Regions from separate parts of the Homo sapiens genome. Here region 1 is linked to region 2. The links are chromatin loops, found by intact Hi-C in ENCODE. Cell type or tissue: mammary epithelial cell. All regions are shown on one strand. Each heading gives the region's core, and the rest is flanking DNA. Links, peaks and the distances in the headings are about the cores only. Region 1 has its middle 100 kb from the start of AOAH-IT1. Region 2 holds the start of AOAH-IT1 (AOAH intronic transcript 1).

Region 1 (8,885 bases), core at 3,959-6,458, 100 kb after region 2:
CCCATATCCTAGCTTCCCTATATCTCTCCTTCCTATTAATGATAAGCCTACTCTAATCTCCCCCACCCAGAAGGAAACAAGCAAAGAAATCTCCAAAGGGCCACAAAAACTCCCATGCTATCAGTTATGTCCCCTTCAAGCTATAGGGGGAGGGGAATTTGGCCCAACCCAGGTACATGTCCCCTTCTCCCTCTCTGATTTAAAGCAGATCAAGGCAGACCTGGGGAAGTTTTCAGATGATCCTGATAGGTACATAGATGTCCTACAGGGTCTAGGGCAAACTTTCTATCTCACTTGGAGAGATGTCATGCTATTGTTAGATCAAACCCTGGCCTTTAATGAAAAGAATGCGGCTTTAGCTGCAGCCGAGAGTTTGGAGATACCTAGTATCTTAGTCAAGTAAATGATAGAATGACAGCCAGAGAAAAGGACAAACTCCCTACCAGTCAGCAAGCCATCCCCAGTATGGATCCCCACTGGGACCTCGACTCAGATCATGGGGACTGGAGTTGTAAACATCTGTTGACCTGCGTTCTAGAAGGACTAAGGAGAATTAGGAAAAAGCCCATGAATTATTCAATGATGTCTACCATAACTCAGGGAAAGGAAGAAAATCCTTCTGCCTTCCTCGAGAGGCTATGAGAGGTCTTAAGAAAATATACTCCCCTATCACCTGACTCACTCAAGGCTCAGTTGATTCTAAAAGATAAGTTTATTACCCAATTAGCCACAGATATCAGGAGAAAGCTCCAAAAGCGAGCCCTGGGCCCTGAACAAAATCTGGAGGCATTATTAAACCTGGAAACCTCGGTGTTCTATAATAGGGTCCAAGAGGAACATGCCCAAAAAGAAAAGTGAGATCAGAGAAAGGCTGCAGCCGTAGTCATGGCCCTCAGAAAAACAAACCTTGGTGGTTCACAGAGGACAGAAAATGGAGCAGGCCAATCACCCTGTAGGGCTTGTTATCAGTGTGGTTTACAAGGACACTTTAAAAAAGATTGTCCAACAAGAAACAAGCTGCCCCCTCGTCCATGTCCACTATGCCGAGGCAATCACTGGAAGGCACACTGCCCCAGAGTGCAATGGTTCTCTGGGCCAGAAGCCCCCAACCAGATGATCCAACAATAGGACTGAGGGTGCCCGGGGCAAGTACCAGCTCATATCATCACCCTCACTGAGCCCCGGGTACATTTAACCATTGAGGGCCAGAAAATTAACTTCCTCCTGGACACTGGAGTGGCTTTCTTAGTGTTAATCCCCTGTCCTGGACAGCTGTCCTCAAGGTCCGTTACCATCTGAGGAGTCCTGGGATGGCCTGTAACCAGGTATTTCTCCCACCTCCTCAGTTGTAATTGGGAGACTTTGCTACAGATCATAAGTATGCTTATCTAATCCTACATGCCCATGCTGCAATATGGAAAAAAGGGGAGTTCCTAACTTCTGGGGGAACCCCCATTAAATATCACAAGGAAACGATGGAGTTATTGCATGCAGTGCAAAACTCAAAGAGGTGGCAGTCTTACACTGCCAAAGCCATCAAAAGGGGATGGAGAGGGAAGAACAGCAGCATAAGTGGCTGGCAGAGGCAGGGAAAGACCAGCAGAAAGGAAAGAGAGAAAGAGACAGAAAGTCAGAAAGAGAGAGAGAGGAAGAGACAGAGACAAAGAGGAAGTCAGAAAGAGAGAAAGAGAGAGAGAGACAGAAAGTCAAAGAAAGAGAGGAAGATACAAAGAGGGAGTCAGAGAGAAAGAGAGAAAGAGACAGACAAGAAGTCAAAGAGAAAGAAAGAGAGATGGAAGTAGTAAGGAAAAAACAGTGTACCCTATTCCTTTAAAAGCCAGGGTAAATTTAAAACCTTTAATTGATCATTGAAGGTCTTCTTCATGACACTATAACACTCCAATACCACCTTGTTGTCAGTGTAAACAAGGGTGTAGCCCAAAAGCACTGAGGCCACTGACAACCCATAGCCTTCCTATCAAAAATCCTTAACCCAGCAGCTTTCCTAACAGGGGATCTAAATCTTAACTAATAACCATACAAAGGTCTGACCAGACCTAGGAGGAACTCCCTTCAGGACAGGACAATAGATGGTTCCTCCCAAGTGATTGAGGAAAAAAGACACAATGGGTATTCAGTAAATGATAAAGAAACTTATAAAAGCAGAGTTAGGAAAATTGCCTAATAATTGGTCTGCTCAAATGTGTGAGTTGTTTGCACTCAGCCAAACCTTAAAGTACTTACAGAATCAGGAAGGAGCCATCTATACCAATTCTAAGTTAATATGGACTGAAAGAGGTTTTATTAATAGCAAAGAAAAATTAAAATCCCAAACTTACAAGGTTTTCAACTAAAGTAAAGTTTGCTAAAAGTTAACAGTGTAACATGTATTATCCTACTAACAAACACTCTTAAAGGATTTCTCAGACAGTTTGCAAGAAATAACGAAGTCTATCCTTACTCCACAATCCCAAATAGACTCTTTGGCAGCAGTGACTCTCCAAAACCGCCAAGGCCTAGACCTCCTCACTGCTGAGAAAGGAGGACTCTGCACCTTCTTAGGGGAAGAGTGTTGTTTTTACACTAACCAGTCAGGGATAGTATGAGATGCCAACCGGCATTTACAGGAAAAGGCTTCTGAAATCAGACAATGCCTTTCAAACTCTTATACCAACCTCTGGAGTTGGGCAACATGGCTTCTCCCCTTTCTAGGTCCTGTGACAGCCATCCTGCTATTACTTGCCTTTGGGCACTGTATTTTTAACCTCCTTGTCAAATTTATTTCCTCTAGGATTGAGGCCATCAAGCTACAGATGGTCTTACAAATGGAACCCCAAATGAGCTCAACTAATAACTTCTACCAAGCACCCCTGGACCAACCCACTGGCCCTTTCACTGGCCTAAAGAGTTCCCCTCTGGAGGGTACTACAGCTGCAGGGCCCCTTCTTTGCCCCTATCCAGCAGGAAGTAGCTAGAACGGTCATTGCCCAATTCCCAACAGCAGTTGGGGTGTCCTGCTTAGAGGGGGGATTGAGAGGTGAAGCCAGCAGGGCTTCTGGGTCAGGGGACTTGGAGAACTTTTCTGTCTAGCTAAAGGTTTGTAAACACACCAATCAGCACTCTGTAAAAACGCACCAATCAGCATTCTGTGTCTAGCTAAAGCACTGTAAATGCATCAATAATCACTCTGTAAAATAGATCAATCAGCAGGATGTGGGCGGGGCCAAATAAGGGAATAAAAGCTGGCCACCCGAGCCAGCAGCAGCAACCCACTTGGGTCCCCTTCCATGCTATGGAAGCTTTGTTCTTTTGCTCTTCACAATAAATCTTGCTGCTGCTCACTCTTTGGGTCCACACTACCTTTATGAGCTGTAACACTCACCGCAGAGGTCTGCGGCTTCACTCCTGAAGTCAACGAGACCAAGAACCCACCAGAAGGAACCAATTCCGAACACACTTCTCTCTGCTGCCGCCACCTTCAGCATATAACTTCTATTTTGTGATTCAAGACAGCCTCCCAAGCAACACCACCAGGACTGCATTTGAGCCAGCAGGAAGAGGGAAGGGGAGAGGAAAGGCCACTCTTTCTTCCTTGAGGATGCAACTTCCGCTTGCACCCCAGGAGGCCCAGCTCAGTCCCGTGGCCATGCAGCTTTAAAGAAAGCTAAAAATGTTTGTCTAGCCAAGCGGGTAACTGAAAATAGGCAGTTCTATTACCAGGAGAGAAGGGAGGATAGATACAGAAGGACAAGTAGCAATCTCTACAAGTGTAAATTAGAACCTTCTGGACGCCAATTTGACAATATGTGGAACCCACATGTCAGCTACCTCTATCCCTTGCTACTCAAAATGTGGTCATCAGACCAGCATCACCTGGAAGTTTGTTAAAAATGCAAAATATCGGGCCTGCCTACTACTAAATCATAATTTGCATTTAAACAGTATCCTTCAGTGATTTGTTTGCACGTTAAAGTTGGAGAAGCACTGATCTAGACAGTGGTTTTCAATTGTGGCTGTACATTGGAATAACCCGGGAACTTTCAAAACTCTCCTGATGCCTGGGCCACACCCAAAGAGCATTGAATTTAATTGGCCTGGTGAAATCCTAGGCTTCTGTGGTTCCAAAGTGCTCCCCTGGGTGATTCTCTTGTGCAGCTAAGGTGGCAAACCACTGCTCTGGGCTATTTGGGGGAAAGGAATTGTCTCACAATTACTCCTGAGTCAGACCCAAACTGCACTTTCTTATCTTCCTTGCTAGAAATCCACTTTAGCTTTCTTCTGCTTTATTTCTTTCTGGAGTGAAGTGGCACAATCACAGCACACTGCTGCCTCGAACCCCATCCCCCATCCCCTGGCTCAAGGAATCCTCCTGCCTCAGCCTCCCGAGTAACGGGGACTACAGTCATACACTACCACCTCCAGCTAACTTTTCTTTATAGCTTTGTAGAGACCGGTTCTCTTTATGTTGCCCAGGCTGGTGTCTGACTCCTGGGTTCAATTGATCTTCCAGCCTCGGCCTCCCAAAATGCTGGGAATACAGGGTGAGCCACCACATTTGTCCTCTTCTGCTTTCTTGACCATACCTCATCCCATTTTCTTCTTGTTTGCTGTGCCAGTGCATATTTAATGATGGTTTGGGAATAATGCAGAAAGTTATCCTGTAGCACAGAGTAGCACATGACCTAAAACTGGAAGTCAGTCACACGTCCCTGCCTTTTAGTGCCCCACCCCGGGATTTTCCACGGGGCCCCTCCTCTGCAGCTGGCCCCACGACACTGCTCATTGCTCCTCCTCTCCCTCCACTCCTCCCTTGAAGCCCTAAGGGAGGTACTCCTTGAAACTTACACATTCTTTATCATTGTGCAGAGTAAATTGTGTCTTTTCTCATTATGTTGTTCCTCTGAGGGCTCTCTTTTCACATTAAATGATTCATTAGTAGGGGCAAGGAGGGGTTGCCAAAAACTCTGCTCTGGAGGGAAAGTATGCCACTCCCTTGGGAGACAGAGCAATTATGGCAAACGGTGTTTTAAATAATAATAATAAAATAATTCCTCTTTATCATTATGCATTTCCAAACTCTTTTAGAATTCATGCCTGACTCAGGACCCAGAAACCATTTTTTGTTTGTTGTTTGTTTGTTTGTTTCAAGATGGGTTCCCACTCTTTCGCCCAGGCTGGAGTGCAGTGGTGAGATCTTGGCTCGCTCCAACTTCCGCTTCCCAGGCTCAAGTGATTCTCCAGCCTCAGCCTCCTGAGTAGCTGGGACTACAGGTGCAAACCACCAACGCCCACCTAATTTTTGTATTTTTTGTAGAGATGGGGTTTCACCATGTTGCCCAGGCTTGTCTCAAATTCCTAAGCTAAAAGTGATCCACCCGCCTCAGCCTCCCAAAGTGCTGGGATTATAAGCATGAGTCACTGCACCCAGCCCAGAAACCATGTAAATGTTGATAAATTGACTTCTTAAAAGTAAAAGTTTTTGTACGTTGAAAACATACTGTAAGCAGAGTCAAAAGACAAGTGGCAAAATGGGGGGACACACACCCCATTTCACAGACGAAGAGCTAATCTCCCCAGGACATGAAGAGTTCTTAAAAAGCAAGAAGGAAAAAGCTAACAATTCAGTTTTTAAATTGGCAGAAGATATGAATGGCTAAAGTTAAGAGAAAATAGAATCAAAGGCACCTTACACATAAAAAATATAAAAATCTGTTTAACTTCACTTATAATTAGATAAATGTAATTTGAAATTACACTGAGAGGTTTCTGTTTTCTGATCCAGCATGTAGTGAGTTTGAAAGTTGTCACTCCATCCTAACAAGAAAAAGCCTGGACAGGCTGAAAAATCAACAACCCTTCTTAGATCTGCCAGAGATTTGAAGTCACGGGGCAAACCATTTCCCAAGCACTGGAGAGAGAGGAAGGTACAGAGAATTCCAACTCACTGAAGTGGAATCCCAGAAGCAGAAACATCCAGTGTAAGTGGGGGGTGGGGGTGTTTCGTTTTGTTTTGTTTTTGTAGAGACGGGGCCGCACTCTGTTGCCCAGGCTGGTCTTGAACTCCTAGCCTCAAGCGATCCTCCCTCCTCAGCTGGGATGTCAGGCGTGCTGGGATGACAGGTGTGAGCCACCATGCCTGGCCCAATGGAAGTAGTACTAGATATGTCATGACTGGCTTTCAACAGAAAAGTGCAAGGCACACTAACAGGCAAAAACAGTTTGAAAAGACAGAGCAAGCATCAGAGCACATTCAGATATGACAGGGGTGTTGGAGCTATTACACTAGGAATTTAAAATAATTATGAAGAGTATGCTAAGGGCTCTAATGGACAACATGTAAGAACAGATGGGTAAGTGGATATCCATATGCAGAAGACCTCAATCTATGAAACTACTAAAAGAAAACAATGAGGAAACTCTCCAGGACATTGATCTGGGCAAAGATTTCTTGAGTATACCCCACAAGCACAGGCGACCAAAGCAAAAACAGACAAATGGGATCACATCAAGTTAAAAAGTTTCTGCATAGCAAAGGAAACAACAGACTAGGCATGGTGCCTCGCAACTGTAATCCCAGCACTTTAGGAGGCTGAAATGGGCAGATCACCTGAGGTCAGGAGTTCAAGACCAGCCTGGCCAATATGGTGAAACCCTGTCTCTATTAAAAATACAAAAATTAGCCAGGTGTGGTGGTGTGCACCTGTAATTCCAGCTATTCAGGTGGCTGAGGCCCGAGAATCGCTTGAATCCGGGAGGCGGAGGTGGCAGTAAGCCAAGATTATGCCACTACCCTCCAGCCTGGGTAATGGAGTAAGATTCTGTCTCAAAAAAAAAAAAAAAAAAAAAAGAAGAAGAAGAAGAAGAAACAATCAACAAAGAAAAGAGACAACCCACAGTATGGGAGAAAATATTTGCAAATTATCCATCTGACAAGAGATTAATAACCAGAATATATAAGGAGCTCAAACAATTCTACAGGAAAATATTCTAATACTCCAACTTAAATATGGGCAAAGGATCTGAACAGACATTTCTCCAAAGAAGACATACAGATGGCAAACAGGCATCTGAAAAGGTGCTTAACATCACAGATCATCAAAGAAATGCAAATCAAAACTACAAAGAGGTATCATCTCACCTCAGTTAAAATGGCTTATATCCAAAAGCAATAACAAATGTTGGCGAGGATGTGGAAAAAAGGGAATCCTTGTACACTGTTTGGGGGAATGTAAATTAGTACAACCACTATGGAGAACAGTTTGGAGGTTCCTCATAAAGCTAAAAATAGGGCTATCATATAATCCAGCAATTCACTGCTAAGTATATACCCCAAAAAAGGAAATCAATATATCAAAGCAATATCTGCACTCCCATGTTTTGCAGCACTATTCATAACAGCCAAGATTTGGAAGCAACATAAGTGTCTATCAACAGATGAATGGATAAAGAAAATGTGGTTACATATACACAATGGAGCACTATTCAGCCATAAAAAGGAACAAGATGCTGCCACTTGCCACAACATGGATGGAACTGGAGGTCTTTATGTTAAGTGAAATAAGCCAGGCACAGAAAGACAAATGTCACATGTTCTCATTCATTTGTAGAAGCTAAAAATTAAAACAATTGAACTCATGAAGACAGAGAGTAGAATGATGGTTACCAGAGCCTAGGCACAGTGGAGGGGAAGAAAGTGGGGATGACTAATGCGTACAAAAAAAAAGTTAGATAGAAGAAATAAGATCTAGTATTTGGGGCTAGGCGTGGTGGCTCACACCTATAATTCCAGCAGTTTGAGAGGCCAAGGTGGGTGGATACCTTGAGGTTGGAAGTTCGAGACCAGCCTGGACAACATGGCAAAACCCCATCTCTACTAAAAATACAAAAATTACCTGAGCATGTTGATGCATGCCTGTAATCCCAGCTACTCAGGAGGCTGAGGCAGGAGAATCACTTGAACCCGTGAGGCAGAAGTTGCAGTGAGCCAAGATCACACCACTGCACTCCAGCCTGGGCGACAGAGCAAGACTCTATTTCAAAAAAAAAAAAAATCTAGTATTTGGTAGCACAACAGAGTGTCTACAGTCAATAATAATTTATTATATATTTTTAAATAACTAGAAGAGTATAATTGGAATGTTTATAATGCAAAGAAATAATAAATGCTTGAGACGATGGATACCCATTTACCTTGATGTGATTATTATGCCTTGTATGCCTGTATCGAAATTTCTCATATGCCCCATAAATATATATACCTACCATGTACCCACTAAAAACTAAAAATTTAAAAAAAAACAGATGGGCAATGTAATTAAGGAGATAGAAATTCTAAGAAAGAATCAGAAAGACAAGCTAGAATTAAAAAACATGTAATAGAAAGCATATATATAAAAATATATATACCTACTATATACCCATTAAAAATTAAAAATTAAATAAAAAAACATGGGCAATGTAATCAAGGAGATACAAATTCTAAGAAAGAATCAAAAAGACATGCTAGAAATAAAAAACATGTAACAGGAAGAATGCCTTTGATGGACTCATTAGTAGACTAGACACAGCTGAGGAAAGAACGTCTGAGCTTGAGGATATGTCAACAGAAGCTTCCCAAACTGAAAAGAGAAAGTGGGGGGTGGAAACTGGAACAGAATATCCAAGAACTGTACATAAGTTACAGTGGGAATACAAAGAGAAGAAAAAGAGTAAGGAACAGAAGAAATATTTGATGCAAAAATGACAAATATTCCCAAATTAATGTCAGACACCAAACCACAGATCCAAGAAGTTCAGAGAACACCAAGGAGGGATAAACGTGTCAAAAAATCTACACTTAGGCATATCATACTCAAACTGAAGAAAACGAAACATAAAGAAAATAT
Region 2 (8,885 bases), core at 2,659-5,158:
GGCAAGACTGGCTTCTATATGATTTCCTAGGGAAATCATACAGAATTTCCACTCAAGGAAATGGTTGGGAGTTAGGGCACAGTGATGAGCTAAACCACTAAATTAGGTCATTAGTGATGACCTAATTCCTGCAGGAATATAAGGAAGAGCATGCATGAAGTACAAAGTCCAAAGATTCCAGAGGCAGAAATTGAGGATAGCATCACTAAGCCTGACCGCTAAAGAGCTCAAAGGAAAGCGGAGCAGAAAGCAGCAAAGAGGTCATGGTCTCATGTTGGTAACATATATTTCAGAGCCAACAAGAATGAGTGGATGCATCAGCTCTTCTTAACAGAGCAGGATATGGGCTCAGCTGTGGTCACAGAGTCCCAAATTTGGTGACTTAAGATGGAAGTGTTTCCCTTTTATGTAGTAATCCAGAGGGAAGCAGTCCAGGGCTGGGGGAAAGTTAGGTCATTCTCAACATGCAGCTTCCATCCTGGGGTCTGAGGTAGCTGCCCGTAATCCTGCCACCTGTCACCTGGAGGGAAGAAAAAAGACCAAGTGAAGGCACACATATCCCTTGGGAGAAGTTGGCACGATGGTGGCAAATATCACTTCTTTCTCACACCCCATTGTCCAGAGCTTAGTCATATGGCCATACCAGGCTGCAACAGAGACTAAGAAGTGCAGTCCCTGGCTGGGCAGCCCTATGCCCAACTATCACTGTTCTATTATTAAAGACAGAGAAATAGATAAAGGTGGATAACTGGGGCTCTGGAGGTGAAAAGCACCGGCTCAGCCTCAAAAAATGTAAAGTCTAGCTGGGAAGATAAACAAATAAGCTCACGATAATTAATAATAATAATAGAAAGCAAATATTACCATGTGCTTACCAAACACCAAGTATCCTATTTAACATTATCTTATTTAATACTTGCAATGGTCTGAATGTTGGTGTCCCCCCAAAATTCATATGTTGGAACTAATACCCACTGTTAATATGAAGAGGTGGGGCCGATGAGAAGGGATTAAGTCATCAGGGCTCCATCCTCATGGCTGGGATTGGTACTCTTATAAAAGAGCTCCCTTGCCCCCATGTGAGAATCCAGCAACAAGGCACCATTTACGAAGCAGAGGCCTTCACCAGACCCAAATTTGCCAGCACCTTGATCTTGAACTTCCCAGTCTCCATGAACAGTGAACAATAAATTTCTGTTGTTTATAAATTACACTATAAGGTATCTTGCTATAGCAGAATATAGACAGAGAAAATATAGCAGAATATGGACTATAGCAGGAAATGGACTAAGACAATACTGAAATGACTCTGCTATTATATGTATTTTATAGATAAAGAAACTGAGACTTAGCAAGTTTAGCTAACTGACAAAAGGTTAAACATGGAGCCCAGATACAAACTAAGTCTGTTGGATCCTAGAGTAGAGGTCAGAAAACTATGGCCCTTGGGTCAGACACTGCCCTCCCTGCTTTTGTAAACTAAGTTTCATTGGAACACAGCGATGCCCGTTCACTTACATATTGTCTATGACAACAGCAGAACTGAGCAGTCACAACAGAGACCAAACGGCCTGCAAACCTGAAATATTTACTGTCTATTCCTTTACAGAAAAAGTTTGCCAGCCTCTGCCCTAGTGCTAGAGGGTTAGGTGCAGTCAGCTAGGCATGCACAAGCTACCATGAGACCTAGAAGAGGACACCTAAGAGAGAAAGGCCGGGGCAGGCGAGGAAGGCTCTGAGAGGAAGTCCAGATGTAACCAACCCTTGTCTGTTGATTAGCAACTGAGCAGTCAAGACAGTGGAGCTGGAGGAAGAGCTTGTGGTGAGACCTGGAGGTCTGCGGGGATAGGGGTAGGTTCAGGGGACCCAGATTGTTGACGGGGGTGGGAGAGGAGGGCTGTCAGGAGAGGTTGGGGACATGGAGGTTCCTTGTGGTGGAGGATGACATTGAATAGCTACAGTAGCCTGCAGATTAGGGTTTCCCTACATGGCCAGTCATTGCAGTCAGGTAGGGCACTTATTCAAAATGAGATACTAGGGCCCCACCACAAACCTACCCAATCAGGATCTGTACTTTAAAGAAGCTCCCTGTGAGATTCTGGGAAACACTACTGAAGATGTAGGAAGAGAGTGAGGAAGCAGGGCCCCTGGCCAGAGGTTGCTGCAGTCACCCAGGGCCAGCAGATGTGTATGCCCAGAGGGGTGGAATGGCAAGGTTTTGGGACAGCCTCTTGGTATAAAGTGAAAGAGCGGAGAGAAAGAAAATGAGATCATCATTTATGATCACGGTCATGGGGAACAAGAGCCCAGGTCAGTCCTGGTGAGCAGGTGGCCCCAGTGAGGTCTTCTCCACTTTCCCCTCTGTAACTTGACCTTGGACTTCTTCTGGTATCAAATTCCAGTTATTACCCCCAAAAAAGAAAAACTACCCACATCCCAGACAAATTGCAGTCTGGCTGTTGTAGAAATGACTAAACTTTTACAGAATCAAAGGTATCAGAAGAGTCAGCTTTGAGGACGTGTACCTCTTCGTGCTCATTTCAGGCCCTTGGAGGAATTTTTTTTTTTCTGTTTGTGGAAGAATTTGTTTCAATGGCCTTAGAAAAGAATTGATTTGTGGTTATCTCTGCATATGAGGAGGATATTTTATACTCTTGTTTTCTTGCTTTTATGTATCTAAAAAAAAGTTCAATCACCCTAGGGGATGAAAAAAAAAAAAAACAATGGAAGGAAGGGAATTCAGTAGAAAGAGTTTAACTGTACAATGCGTTCTCATTTGGTATGCGGCAGTGAGAGAAATGCATCCCTCGACTCATTCATTGAATAAATAAATCATAGGGTTAGAGCTTAAGTAATAAATAATAGAAAAGGAAAAGAAAGAAACTAAGAGGAGCTGACAAGGTAAAAATAAATAAATAAAAAGAGCTGCATTCAAGCAAAATGATGAAACATGGAGTGTTATTTGCCATTTTGTCCTCTTTGTATTTACTTGTCATATTTTGCTAGAATTTTTTATTTGATTGTTTATTCACTGCCCCCATAAGCTTTTGTACTGGCAGAGGGTCAAAGAGGAAAGGCTCTACTTTTTCCCTGAAAGTGACTTATTTCGCTGAAGTTGAATGTGCATCGAATAAGCATCGTACCAGGTGCTGAGTAGTTATTGCTACTGATCTGCTGGTGTGTAGTACATTTTAAGTCACTAAATTTGGGGATTACCTGTTACATGAAAATGTGTAACTGTAATACTTGGTGTTTGTTGGTCTCCTTTGGATATGATATGATGAATTTAGCCCTGAGGTTTTGCATGCGGTGTTAGCAATACTGGAACTATTTCCCCCTGGCCCCTCTGTGCTTGGTTCTCTCTTCCTAGCCTTCCAGGACTCACACGTTAGATAAGACTTCCTTCAAGACTCCTTTCTTGAAAGCCCCACATGTGGGGCAGATGTCCCTTCTATGTGCTGACACAGTACTCTGGACTGCCCTTAATGCTACTAACATTTATTGAGCTCTTACAAGTCTAAACGTCATGCATAGATTATCTTTTTTAATTCTCTCAACCACCCAATGAGATAGGTACTATTATTAAGCTATTTTTATTGGTAATGAAACTGAAGCACAGAAGGATTAAGGAAAGACTTCCAGGTTACCCAGATGGGAAGTGTTTATTGTCTGTGCTCCTCTAGACGGTGAGTCCCATGAAGAAGGAGCCCACAGCTGCCTGGTATGGAGTCCAACAGAGTGCCCAGCACAGTCTGGTGCCTGATGTTTCTCTCTCTCTCCCTCCCCTTCCCCCCTCTCCCTCCCTCTTTTCCTCTGTGTGCCTCTGTGTGTATAATGAATCATAGGGCCACAGGGACTTTCCCTCAATATGAGACTCATCTCACACACGGGAGATTATAAGGTTTACAAATCAAATGCACAGAGTTAAATTACTTTCTTGAAGTTGTCTATATTAAAGCCTTAGTTTATGAGAACTGTGCTACCTAATCTAGTTAAGCCTGAGATGACAGAGGCAGAAACCAGATGATATATCCTCTCTCTATTCTCCCAGAACTTCCTCTGCCAGACCCCACTGGAAGGCAGACCTCCAGAGCAGTGGTGTGCGCCATCTCCCGGGGGCCTTTCCCCTGGGTATGTCAGGCCAGACAGGCCCTGGGTGCAGAAGAGTAGGGTGTGTGGGGGTTTCTGTGTAGGGTCACATATGGTTTCAGTATTTTTCCCCAAAATATTCATTCTGCACTCTTCATAAATTAGACACGGTCTCCATACAAGAGAAAGAGAGAAGGAAAAGATGGCGGCAGCTCTCAAATCATCTGTGGACTTCAGAACTTTTCACCCAAAGCAGTATCTGGGAGACTGCCCCCTAAACAGGCAACCAGGAAGCCTCACGTTCAAGGACTATCTAGCCCAGCTTGGCCCATTTTGTGATTTTATGGGATTTGGCAGCTTGGGGGCAAAGCAAGGACCAGATACAAGTGGGCTATGGGAAGCTGAGGATGGTGCTGACCCGGCCTGCTCTACACCTCTCCCTTTCTTGTTCCACCAGAACCTGGGCTCAAATCCCAGCCCTACTATTTACCAGATCTATGACCTTGGCAAGTCATCCCAAGCAGTGGTGTGCGCCGTCTCCCGGGGGCCTTTCCCCGGGATATGTCAGGCCAGACATATCTGAGTTCAGACCAGAGCAGTCCTGGGCCCTGCGCTGCCTTGCATAAGGGATTCTTTCAACAACAGAAAACACAGAAGTCCTCCAGGGGCCTGAATCAACAAGGGAAGGTGCTCATCATAAGAGGGGCCCTCCCAGAGCCTCTCACTGGGTTAAGGGTTGGTCATTTAATTTGCTGCTGTTTGTCTGAGGTGTGAATACTTGTTCTTTATTAGAGGGAATATCCAATCTGATACATGGTAGTTGCTCTAAAGTGTTTGTAGAAGGGAGAGAGGGAGGAGAGGAGGGAGGAAGGCTGCCTCACAGAGTTGTGTAATTGAATTGAACAATTTGTGCAAGTTTTTCCTGTCTCAGTGCCTGGCACATAAGGGGAACCCCGCATTAGTTCTCTTCCCCACTCTCGCTTAATGCAAGTTATCTGGGAAACAGCACATCCAAGCATCATGAGTAGGTTAGACATTTATTTGTAGGACAGATTCATGCAGCAGAGGCTACAGAAATGGGAGTCTGGCAGGAAAGTGTGTGTGAAAGCCAAGGAAGGCTCTGAAAGTTGCATAATGTGGTGCTCCCACAAGAAAGGCACTAAGGTAATGGGAGCGGTGGGGACCTGAGCAGATGGGAGGCAGTGTGGTGGCACGGTGGGACTGAGAGGCAGAAAGCAGGAGGAACCCTGCTTACCTTCTGCAAGCGCCACTGCAGGACAGACGGAGGAGGAGCCAACTAGCGGAACTGGGAGACCCATGGTTCCAACGCTAAGCAGGTAGCCCTTGTCTTTGATTCCCGGGCCTTGAAACTCTCCAGCGTTATTAAAAATACCAACCCAAGAGCTATTTTCTTTTTTTGGTAAAGTAACAATCCCCCATCTGCTTTGAGACTTTAATTCTGGGGAATGGATAAAACAATGCTTATTTAACTGGTGATGACATTTTTTATCTTTTTCCAACAGCAGTTACTTAGATTCCTCCAAGTGACTTTGTACTGTTTGAAAATAATCCATTCAGGTCTAATGCAGGTACATGTAATAGAAAAGGGAATATACTGTGTAGATTGTCCACAGCAGTGCAGGATGGAGAGAGCCCAAATGTAAACAGTGAAGGAAAGGCACTGAGGATACTCCCTGCTTTGCTGGAAGACTGGCAGAATCAGATGAATGAGGGATTGGTGTCATTACTCTCTTTCTCCCACACAACAAAGCTTTAAGAACATCAATTGCTTGCTGACATTAGGGCTTAAAATATTACCAAATTCGAATTATTGTATTTACTAAATATCCATCAAAAATGGGAACCAGTGGGCTTTCTCGATGCATGGAAATACACACACACATACCCACACACAGGGAAACGTTAAATGAAACTATTACACAAAATAGTAAACATGTGCCAACTATGCTGTAAAAATAAATATCTATCATTGATAAAGGTCAGAAGAAATTTTGAAGCAATGCGGTAGTGATCTAACACTCACTAGGTTGCTCACGCTCTTTAAGTTTGGAAAATTTTTCTTGGTAAATATTCAGTCTTTTTCACATATGTACATTTAAGGTACATTTAAAACGAGTTTCCTAAGAACATAAATGCTCAAGAGGAATAAGCAGGAGTTGATGAGGAAAATCTTAATTTGCATTCCTCCTGCCTCAAATGCCTGAAGTATCTTGGATATAATGTTGCGTGAATAAGGCTTTTAGTGTTTAATGTGATAGGACTTAAACATTCTCTTTTTGCTAGGGTCTATAAAACATTTGCTATTAATAGCCACTACTTTTCATTTTTATCTACCAAATTTACTAAGGAAAAAAAATATGCCAAGGCTTCTATTAGTGTGCTCAAACCTTTTCTATTATCTGGCAAATAAATGTCACTCCTCTTAAACCTGGGACAGTTCACTTGGAAAGGGACACTAGGTGGTCTGCCCTAAACATGATGCTTCACATAGTAGGGCTCTGACTTGTCAACCTGCTTCTGACTGTGTCTTTTGGTCTTCCTCACAGTTTTGCTGAAGTAAATAAGGTGATATTTCTATAGTCATTGGAGATACTGAAACTGAAATACATCTTCCCCAAGTTTGCACACTAATAACAGTAAAGCCTTGGCTTAACACCAGAAGTGAAGTCTAAAACATTCAACCAGGAAAGCACAGGTTTGCTATATTTTGAAGTTCATCGAGTGACCTGGTCTGCCTGGGCCTTCCAGGGCTCCCGCTGAGGAATACAAACTCACCCTGGCCCCAGTTGTGATTCAGCACCAGCCACTGTCCACTCCAGCTGAAATCCTAATGGGGATGATTCCAAGACTAACTAGTTTCTGAGATATCAGCAAGGATTCCAGGAATCTCCCAGGTAGCTGAGTCCCATTTCTTCAGATTAATCCACAGAGAACTGAGCTTGGAGAGTGTTAGCAACATGGAGATCCCACTTCCCAAGACAGGATTGCCTGCCGTTTTCCCACCTACCCTACCCCTCCTCTCGACATCCCCTCTTCCGCCACTGAAGACAAGAAGTTCATCACCCACCCCTGACCGAGAATGAGGGTTGCCGGGGGTATGGAACTTATTTCCAGTGGTGTCAGATCCAATCATGGAGTTTTCTTGATTTGTGTTTCTTCTTTGTATTTGTAGAGCCAGACGCAGAAGACAGATCATCCGATTTCTAGAGCAAAGCCCTTTCTCTACTTTGCTGGCACACTTCAGAATTATTTACCCCTCCCTTAGTGTGCCAGGCTACAGAGGGTATGCCTATGCCTGCGTAGTTCTTGTCTAACTCCTTCCTGTGAAAGGGAGAGCAGTCCCAGACAGAATCAGAAACCTAGTTCCTCATCCAGTTTCCCAAGTCTGGAGTTGCCATTGCACGGATGACAGAGAAAAAGGTGAGGGAGTGGGGTGGAAAAGAACCATATCATTCTTGTAAGTTTCAACGTGTTTTGCAGGTTACTGACTCAACACAGCTCATAAATTCTGCCTGCATCTCGCAAGCCACTTGCTTACTCACTATCTCTGCTAAACATATCTTGTGAGTTTCATCCATTCTATTTGTTTTTCTTGTCTTGTCTGGCAGAATGAATATTCTCATCCTACAGTAAACACACATTGTAAGCAGAAAGATGTAGGGAAAAATAAGATAAAACACAGAGAAAAGTTTTGCTTTGTAGTGGCAGGAGAAATAGAAACTCAAACAGATAATAGCTGAGTCACAGTAATGGTGGAGTCTCGAGCAGAAAGTGGTGGGTGCTGAATGCTAAGGGGTGACAAAGTACCTGTCACTGAGACTGCATGGTCCTCTGAGATTTACTGGGAGCTTTCTTTCTATGGGGTTGTTTCTGGTTTTTAAAGAGGATAAATCATCATTAATACAGGTGCATCCCAGGACGCCATACTTCCTGACCAACTCCTCCCTCTTCCAGCCCCTACCGTGCTGGAAATCACACTTAGGATAAGAATAAGGATGGAGGTTTCGTGGCATGTGTGGAAGGAGGAGGCAATTGAAGAAGGAGGAGCAGAGGAAGCTCAGAGACCCACAGAAAATATACAGGATATCATGGGATGACTGCTGCTGCGTTTGAACACATTTGTTTGTTCTAGGAATTATTTTGAAAGTAAACATAGTAAAGGGGTTCATGTCTTAGCCCTTTGAATAATAAAAGCAACAAGCATATTGTCCGATTCAAGCCATGTATTAGTTTCCTTGGCTGCCATATCAAAGTACCACAAGCTGGGTGGCTGAAAACAACGTAAATTGATTGCCCCAGAATTCTGGAGGCTGGAAGTCTGAGATCAAGATGTCAGCAGGGTTAGTTCCTTCTTGGGGGTCTGTGAAAACATTTATTCCATGCCTCTCTTCCAGCTTCTGGAGACAGCTGGCAATCTTTGCCATTAACTGGATTGCAGAAGCATCATTCAAATCTCTGCCTCCACCATTGCACGGCCTTCCCCCTGTGTCTTCATTTCTGTCTCTTCCTCCTCCTCTTCTTATAAGGACCAGTCATACTGGACTGGGGGCCCATCTTATTCCAGTATGACCTCTTCTTAACTAGTTACATCTGCAACGACTCTATTTCCAAACAAGGTCACATTCTGAGGTGGGGTTAAGACTTCAACACATCTTTTCGAGAAACATAATTCAACCCATAACAGTCCACAATTAAGAAATATAAATTTGCATTTTATTTATTTTGAGTGCTCATTCTCTATCTCTCTGAAAATAGGAGGATTGAGTTTTTCCCAG

The links. Hi-C counts contacts between places; a loop is a spot of excess contacts. Peaks named below come from ENCODE experiments on the same cell type or tissue, not always from the same donor. Only the 100,000 strongest peaks of a DNase experiment are listed, where the experiment ranks them.
Region 1: a loop joins it to region 2, with 2.1 times the contacts of the local background. A loop is called at or near these places in 1 of 110 quality-filtered maps.

The regions. Positions count from the first base shown.
Region 1 is chr7:36,493,841-36,502,725 of GRCh38, reverse strand. No RefSeq gene overlaps it. Among named protein-coding and RNA genes, the nearest start is that of AOAH-IT1, 100 kb to the left of the region's middle. In mammary epithelial cell, for the core only: no CTCF peak of the experiment used is centred there; DNase peaks (open chromatin) are centred at 4,775 and 5,285; H3K27ac peaks cover 1,933 bases.
Region 2 is chr7:36,596,280-36,605,164 of GRCh38, reverse strand. The region is part of intron 11 of AOAH (acyloxyacyl hydrolase); the gene reads left to right. AOAH-IT1 (AOAH intronic transcript 1) reads left to right here and starts at 5,045. Exons shown (of 3, transcript NR_046764.1): 1 at 5,045-5,422; 2 at 6,859-7,004; 3 at 7,283-7,331. In mammary epithelial cell, for the core only: no CTCF peak of the experiment used is centred there; a DNase peak (open chromatin) is centred at 3,834; H3K27ac peaks cover 831 bases.